Linked DNA regions of Homo sapiens: region 1 is linked to region 2. A link is a contact called in ENCODE Hi-C data. All regions are on one chromosome and are shown on one strand. Each heading gives the region's core, a stretch centred on a gene start or an enhancer-like site at or near the end of the contact. The rest is flanking DNA. Distances are from core to core; before and after follow the strand shown.

Region 1 (4,290 bases), core at 595-3,094, 540 kb after region 2:
GTGTGTCAACACTGTGGGTGACCCAGTCTGGGAATAGACTAAAATGAGGCCCTTCCAGCCCTGAGGGCTATGGCTGATAGGGAAGGGAAATAAATACACGGTGATCCCATTGGCCACGTAAGTCCTTTCTTCAGAGGCACCGTTGAGGTAGAGGACTAAAGAATTGCTTAGGAAGAAAACAGAATGTAACACCAAAGTTAACTGCCACAGCGATTCTTTGTCTCTAAATGTACAGTTCTTTCCTCTTTTTTTTTTTTTTTTTTTTTTTTTTTTGAGAGGAGTCTCGCTCTGTCGCCCAGGCCGGACTGCGGACTGCAGTGGCGCAATCTCGGCTCACTGCAAGCTCCGCTTCCCGGGTTCACGCCATTCTCCTGCCTCAGCCTCCCGAGTAGCTGGGACTACAGGCGCCCGCCACCGCGCCCGGCTAATTTTTTGTATTTTTAGTAGAGACGGGGTTTCACCGTGTTAGCCAGGATGGTCTCGATCTCTTGACCTCATGATCCACCCGCCTCGGCCTCCCAAAGTGCTGAGATTACAGGCGTGAGCCACCGCGCCCGGCCAGTTCTTTCCTCTTGACCAAGCAAAACACAACTCCAGTATTTGATTTCTGCAATGAAACTTGGGCATTTTATGGCAATTGTAGCATCTTTTAAAACCACAAAATGGGCATTTTCCCCCTAAATAGCTTCTTAATCCATTTTTAGGAGTCATCCCCTAATATTTGTCACCATTATTCTTGGTACTAGGAAACAAAAATTATTCAAGGGGCTTGCAATCTAGAGTGGGGTGGAGTGTAAACAGAAGCTCCTAGACAGGGAAATGGAGGCTTCAACCAGAGACAATCACAGTGTTACAGAGCACAGCAGGGGGAACCAAGGTGAGGGGGGTGAGCAGTGAGGGGACGAGGTTGCCCACAGAAAAGAACTTCTATTAAACAACAGCTCATAAATAAGTTATCACTTCAAATGTTTAATAAAAACCACTACTAACTCCTAATATTAAAAAGTTTTAGGTATAACCACTATAATTTGTCTCTAACATCTCTAAAAAGCTATTCCCCCTCAAAATGTTGACAAATACTGTCTTTTATTCCCAGTCTGAAGTGTGAATAATATTTGATCTCTGTGCTCAAGCCATTAGCAATATGTGACTCCCACTGGCTTGGGTGACCTAAAAACTGAAATTAGATCCTAGAAACAAACTTTCTCCCCTCTAAACATGCATCCACAGCTCATTTTTTTTTGCATCTATATTTTTGAAAACCGGGACAATGAAGAAATGAGTACGGTGTTGGAGAAAAGATAAAGTCGGTGTAGTTCTGCATTAAACCAGCTTTCAAGGGTAGAATTTGTGATCATTGAATCTGTGATTATCAGAGCAAACAGAATTGTGCTTTCACAAAGCCAAGTTAAAAAAGAAGCCCACTGGTATTTTTACTTTGAGCAGATTATTCAATCTATTCGGCCATTTGTACCACACACCCATGTACACCACTCTCTCTCTCTCTAAGAGATTGATACATGAAATAGCATTGCTATAAAGAAGACAGCAACCAAGAGTCATCTGTATTGTATACAATGTTGTGAAATCATTAATGCATCCTGTAAGTTTCTATCCAAGTATTGTAGCGTTGTTTACACTGGACAAGAGACCAATGTTTAATAAACCAGAAACACTCCACTCCACAAAGTAAGAGTTAAAGGGAAGAGGGAATGGATTTGCAGAGACAAGTATAAGTTACTTACCTGTGAATATGAATTTGAGGAAGCCAGAGGAAATAATGGACTCCACTGTGGAGAGTTAAAAGGTTTCACAACCTTTTCCAACCTCGGTTTTCATCATTCTAAAGCACTGAACAGAATTCAAACTTTTTCAAGAACATTATCTATTTGCCTAAGGATCAATGTCCCTAAGGGCAGCCCAAGCACAGTTCAGTGACATACGAGAAACATACTCAGAGCAATAACCCCAAACACAGAGTGTGCTTGGGAAACCCTCTGAGGGTGTCAACAGGCCTTGGAAATTGCTGATTCACCTTGGAACGAGAGGCAAATTGAGCAGAGTGGGCCCAGCAAGAGCCCTGGAATTCAGGCTATCCCAACCCTTATTTTTTACAGGCCTGTAGTTGTGAAAAGTTACTTAAAAACATAACAAGACAAAAAAAAAAAATACCTTTAAACTTTCCCCCTCAATATAAAAGATTGCTCTTGGAAAATCCCTGGTTGCAGGATCCAGATGCTCCTGGCCCAGCTATAGAGTTTTGTGGAGACAAATACCCTAAAAGAACATTTGAAACAGCCTTGCTCAAAAGTCTGAGTGCACAGACAACTCTTGCACCCTGGCATGGACACACCAGATGAAGCTCTGTATAAGCAAAGATGAACGATTTTCTAAAGGTTCAAATGAACAGGTCTTGAGTCAAATAAGCATGTGGAGCTCCTCCAATATATTTGTGCTGCCTCTTCCTCTCCCTTCTTGTGAATCTTTCCATTTTTCCTACAATGTTCTTATTTTTTCTCCTTTGCCTGAGCTTACTTTTCCCTAAATGCCTCTCACTCCAGCCTTCAGCAATGAATAATAATAGGCAACATTGGTCAAGACTTGGTTGGGTGCCTGGCCCACTTCAAAAATGTTATTTGTATCACCTCATTTGGGCCTCTCAACAGCCCTAGGAGTTGGGTGCTATCATGTCATTTCTATTTTATAGTTGGGGAAACTGAAGCACAGAGAGGTTAAATAATCCTCCTAAGGTGTAACAACTAGTAGATGTGAAGCCACATGCCAGTCTGTGCTAACCTTCTTCCACTCTGTGCTCTGAAATGCAATTGATGGGCCAGTGCTTCTTAATTTGCAGAAATTAAACTGTAAGATCAAATTTTCTCAATTTTAGGTTTCTCTGTCATAAATTTTTTATTAAAATTCAGCATCCACCATTTTTTCTCTATTGGAATTTATGTATAAGATGGTTTATGACTTAGCCCATAAAACCCAAAATTATAACATATAATTTTATATGTTATTATATGTTCAAATCTCAAATATATCAAGGTCAGCAAAGAAAAGCAAGATTTCTAGATGTTTCCTCTATGCAAACTGAATGGGTTGACTTCTGAGTTGACGCAAATGTAGTAATATTGGATTTGGCACCAATTAGGACCCAGGAAAAAAATTTTGCTTCACACAAAACCAAAAAGGCAACACAGCTATGGGGCTGTAGCTTTGATTGGGAAAAGATTCCCAATAGAATTTTGCTACCTTTGCTGTGCTGAAGTTATTGACAGCAGTCAAAGGGTAAAAATGCCAAGAGAAATTTGTCAACTCAGGACTATAGCTGATCTGCTCACAGGTCCAAGGGTCCTAAGACTTTCCTTCTGGTGCCATGAAGATCCAAGGGAAGATAAAAGCATAGAGTTTTAGAGCTAGAAACAACATTGTAAATATTGATATATCATCCAACAACTTCATCTTATAGATGAGAAAAGTGAAGACAGAGTGGCCATCTGTCCAGGGCCCTGGAGAGTTCAGGGTGTCTTCCTCTGCACCCTCATGCTGGCCAGACACATCTGGGCAGTGTGAGTACTGAGTTGATCGTGCTTAATTCACTTCAGCTATAAGCTTGTCTTCTTTATGGTTCACGGTCTGAAAATAGGTAGGGTTGTGGTCCCTACAGTCACCCAATTAAAATACCGGCTCTTTTTGAATGTTTATGTGCCAAACACTGTTCTCAGTTCTGGGATTCAGGAATGAATAAGACAGACGAGAATCTCTGCCTCAGGAATCTTACATTCTGGGGGCAGGGAGGGGGCAGTATAGAGAGGAGACAAAGAAGTAACACATACAATACATCAGATGGTGTAAATGGTATGGAGAAAAGCATTGCAGGAAAGGGATATGATAGGGAGTGTGTGTACGTATGCTGTGTGAGAGAGAGAGTGTGTTTGTGTATGTGTGTGTGTCAGTTAGCGTGTGAGGGGAGAAGGATGTTGCCATTTTTAACTGGGTTTTATGGAAGGGCCCACTGAGATGGTGACATATGAGGAATGACCTGAGGGAGGTAAAGGAACAAGTACATGGGTATCTGGGGAAACCACATGGGCAAAGCTCTGGGCAGGAGCATGCCTGGTGTATGTAAGGAAGCTGAACCTGGAGTGGAGTAAGCAAGACTGAAGTCAGCTGGGGATTATGTCAGTGTGGCGGGAATCATGGAGTGCCATGAGCTCACAGGGCAGTGGCTCTGAAAGTGTGACTACTGGACCAGCAGCAGCCTCCTCATTACCCAGTAGGAATGTA
Region 2 (4,219 bases), core at 255-2,754:
TATTTAGCTTTCTTTCCTGAAGGATGTTATTGATGGATATGGAATTTTAGGTTGGTGGATTTTTTTCCTTCAGCATTTTAAAGATGTTTTTCTATTGATTTCTTGCCTGCTTGGTTTATGATGTGAAGTTTTCAGTAATTCAAACCATTCTTCCTCTGTAATAATGTGTAACTTTAGCCATTGTGAATACTTTATTTTTGCTTTTAAGCAGTTGACTAAGTGTGACTATTTTTGAGCTTATTCTGTTTGGGGTTTGTGAACTTCTTGCATTTGTAAATTTGTGTCTTTTAATGAGTGGGAAGTTTTGGGCTATTATTTCTTCAAATAGTTTCTCCACCAATTTTTTTTTTTTTTTTTCTGGAAAACCAGTGACATGAATGCTAGAACTTTGTGATATTTTCCTGCAGGTCTTTGAGGCTCAGCTCATTTGTCTCAACAAATTTTTTTTTCTTTGTTCCTCATATTGGATCATTTCACTGACTCTTCAAGTTCACTTACTCTTTCTTCGGTTATATATATATTTTGACTTGAGCTATCCCATGAATTTATTTCAGATATTATATTTTTATTTCCACAATATGCACTTGTTTTTCTAGTTTTAATTTTTCTGTTGAGAACTTCTGTCTTTCCATTCATTCCATATCACCATGGAGGATATTTATAATATTTGTCCTTTGGGTTTCTCAGAGTTGGAATCTGATTGCTTTTTTCCCTAAGAACTGATCATATTTTCCTAGTTCTTCGTATGTGGAATGATGTTGGATTGTATCCTGGACATTGTGTATGTTATGTGGTATAGATTCTGGGTCCTGTTCTAATCTTCTAAATAATGTTGATCTTTTAAAATTTCTTTTAGCAGGCAATAAACCCAGCTAGATTCAGGTTATATTTCTGTCTCACCTTCTTGTGGCAAGTGGTACTAATCTCAGTTCAGGTTTCAAAGCCTTTGTGATGCAACTCTGGGTCTGTCCCGTGTGTGCCTCTCAGGGGCAGTGGTTTCTAGACTTAGTTCAGTTCTTATAGCTGTTGCTATACTGTTCTAGATCTGTGTCATGCATGCACAGCTTAGGGTGAAGCCAGGAATTGTGCTGATTCATGTTCAGAATTAGGGGATTCGCTTCTCCATTTTCTTTCTCTCCGTGATTCCCCCATCCTCTTTGGCCTGTGAGGGCTCCTTTTCCAGGTTCCTGTGGTCATAAAGACTGGGTTTCCTGGAGTATGAGTGGCTCAGGCTGCTGTCCTGCTGCTCTGCTGTATAGTGGGGCTCTGTGACTGGGTCCTGCTCCAGGACATAGCTGCCAGAATAAAAGAAAAAACAAAACCAAACAAAACAAAACTGGAAACTCATCTCCTTGTAGATCATTTCTTTACATTTGACTCCTCCAGAATTCACCTTGTTAACATTTCAGTCCTCAGTTGTTGCTCTTTGTATTATTTTGGTAGCTGTTGAGTATCGAGCACATGCTTCTGCTAAGTTTACAGGATATGACTTTTCTCACTCAGGTCACAACCCATACTTCCCTTTGTTGCTCATCTCTGTCCCAGGCACTCAGCTCTTTTTGTGGCCAGAGCTTTTAGTTTTAAAAAGCGAGAGAGAGAGAGAGGCTCTACTGGGCTTACTATCAGAGAGGAACTGGGGCTCCCTGCTTTTCTTTTGTTTCTGCTTTACAAAGTACGTCTATACCTCAAAGGAGAGAATATATGATGATAGTGTGTATAATGTCAACAGACCTTCCCCGCAGAGTTTGCAAAGAAGATCCATATTTTGCTACCAAGTGACACTTTGACATCGGGCTAACTTAAAACAGCAATTTTCTTCTTTTCACTGTTTTGTGAGATGTACTTTGTATTCATACTTTGGGGAGGCAGGTAACATTTTCTGAGGGGAAAAACGAAAGTCCCAAAAGAACTGGGAAGCCTAGAAGCAAGGAGTGCCAAAGAGGTGAGGGAAGAGCCTCATTGTCTGCAGGCAGTTGACAGTCACGCTGAGGATGGAGTCTGTGACCTGGCTCCAGCAAACTGCCATTGTCAGCTTCTCTTTCCAAATGACTGTTTGAAAGAAAACAGGGTTACCACATCTGCAAAAGAAGAATATGAGGAAGGAAAGAGGATTAGGTTAAAAATACTTAAAACTAAGGAGTGCTTCTTCCTTTGTTCATATAGGGCTTTGCGCCCATGTTTGGCTGTTTTTCATTAAAAGCAGTCTTAGTTTTTACTTTGAACTTAATCATTTCCAAGTGACAGTCTTGGCTTCTTTATATTTGACTTTATATTTAGGAGTCAGCAAAACAACTGTAATCCTGCCACTTATCATATTAGTATATTTTCTGTGCTATTTGTTCTTTTCTAATCTTTGTTTTTTTTTCAATAATGAAAGTGATAAATGCTTATTGTAAATACTTTAAACAATAGGAAAGTAGACACAGTAAGAAAGTAGAAACTGACTCCTTAGGGTTAACTATGGAACTATGGTTAATAGTGTTCAAGTTTTCTAGCTTCTCTTTTTTTTAAAAATTATACTTTAAGCTCTGGGATACATGTGCAGAACGTGTAGGTTTGTTACATAGGTATACACGTGCCATGGTGGTTTGCTGCACCCATCAACTCATTAGGTATTTCTCCTAATGCTATCGCCTCCCCTAGCCCCTCACCCCCCAACAGGCCCAGTGTGTGTTTCCCTCCCTGTGTCCATGTGTTCTCATTGTTCAGCTGCCACTTACGAGTGAGAACATGTGGTGTTTGGTTTTCTGTTCCTGTGTTAGTTTGCTGACAATAATGGTTTCCAGCTTCATCCATGTCCCTACAAAGGACATGAACTTATCCTTTTTTATGGCTGCATAGTATTCCATGGTGTATATGTGCCACATTTTCTTTATCCAGTCTATCATTGATGGGCATTTGGGTTGGTTCCAAGTCTTTGCTATTGTGAACAGTGCCGCAGTAAACATACGTGTGCATGTGTCTTGACAGTAGAATGATTTATAATCCTTTGGGTATATACCCAGTAATGGGATTGCTGGGTCAAATGGTATTTCTAGTTCTAGATCCTTGAGGAATTGCCACACTGTCTTCCACAATGGCTGAACTAATTTACATTCCCACCAACAGCGTAAAAGCATTCCTATTCGTCCACATCCTCTCCAGCATCTGTCGTTTCCTGACTTTTTAATGATCACCATTCTAACTGGTGTGAGATGGTATCTCATTGTGGTTTTGATTTGCATTTCTCTAATGACTAGTGATGATGAGCTCTTTTTCATGTTTGTTGGCCACATAAATGTCTTCTTTTGAGAAGTGTCTGTTCATATCCTTTGCCCACTTTTTGATGGGGTTGTTTTTTTCTTGTAAATTTGTGTAAGTTTTTTGTAGATTCTGGATATTAGCCCTTTGTCAGCTGGATAGATTGCAAAAATTTTCTCCCATTCTGTAGGTTGCCTGTTTACTCTGATGATAGTTTATTTTGCAGTGCAGAAGCTCTTCAGTTTAATTAGATCCCATTTGTCGATTTTGGCTTTTGTTGCCATTGCTTTTGGTGTTTTAGTCATGAAGTCTTTGGCCATGCCTATGTCCTGAATGGTATTGCTTAGGCTTTCTTCTAAGATTTTTATGATTTTAGGTCTTACGTTTAAGTTTTCTAGTTTCTTTTATTGGGAGAGGAATATGTAGTTAAAATTATTTTGTATTAAAAAGTTTGTCCTGTCACAGTAACTTTATAGCTTAAGCATTTTCACCATTTTTATACATAATGACTCTAAATGTAATTTTGTTTTAATTTTTAAATTATGTATAGGAAACAATTGAGTGGTATACAATGAGTGTTAAAATTTCCTCTTAATCTTCTTCTTTTTACTTCTCAATGGGATCCATTAGTACTATTACTTGTTTTTAGAATGTATACTTCTGTCATTCTTTGCTCTTTCTCTGAATATGTGAAGATTATTAGAATATAAATTTTTCTCCATTTGTTACAAACTCCTTGCAAACATAATTTTTTATGCTAAATTTCTGTTCTTTTGAAACTGGATGTTTTGGTTGCATTCCATTTTCCTTATTGTACTTTTAAAATGAAAAAAAATTTTTTTTCTTTCAGATCAGCCCCAGTAGCTTCTCAGATCCACCTTATCTGAAACATCTGATCTCTCCTAGCCACTTAAATAAAGTAACTTGTGAAAACACCTAACAGGCTCTTGGAATGAAGTCATGAGATGTATGTTTATTC

The links. Hi-C counts contacts between places; a loop is a spot of excess contacts on that map. Pooled maps may share reads with other maps.
Region 1: a loop to region 2 is called in a map with no recorded cell type, with 2.4 times the contacts of the local background. The contact joins the promoter of ABCB11 here to the enhancer-like site in region 2. A Hi-C loop is called at or near these places in 2 of 37 single-sample maps with no recorded cell type and 6 of 50 pooled maps.

The regions. Positions count from the first base shown.
Region 1 is chr2:169,029,480-169,033,769 of GRCh38, forward strand. It overlaps ABCB11 (ATP binding cassette subfamily B member 11), which reads right to left and starts at 1,845. Exons shown (of 28, transcript NM_003742.4): 1 at 1,746-1,845.
Region 2 is chr2:168,489,132-168,493,350 of GRCh38, forward strand. All of the region lies in intron 1 of CERS6 (ceramide synthase 6), which reads left to right. Among named protein-coding and RNA genes, the nearest start is that of CERS6, 35 kb to the left of the region's middle. RefSeq lists an enhancer at 1,055-1,444. Within about 2 kb of position 1,505, at least 9 of the 41 ENCODE cell types and tissues checked have a DNase peak (open chromatin) inside an H3K27ac peak, as active enhancers do.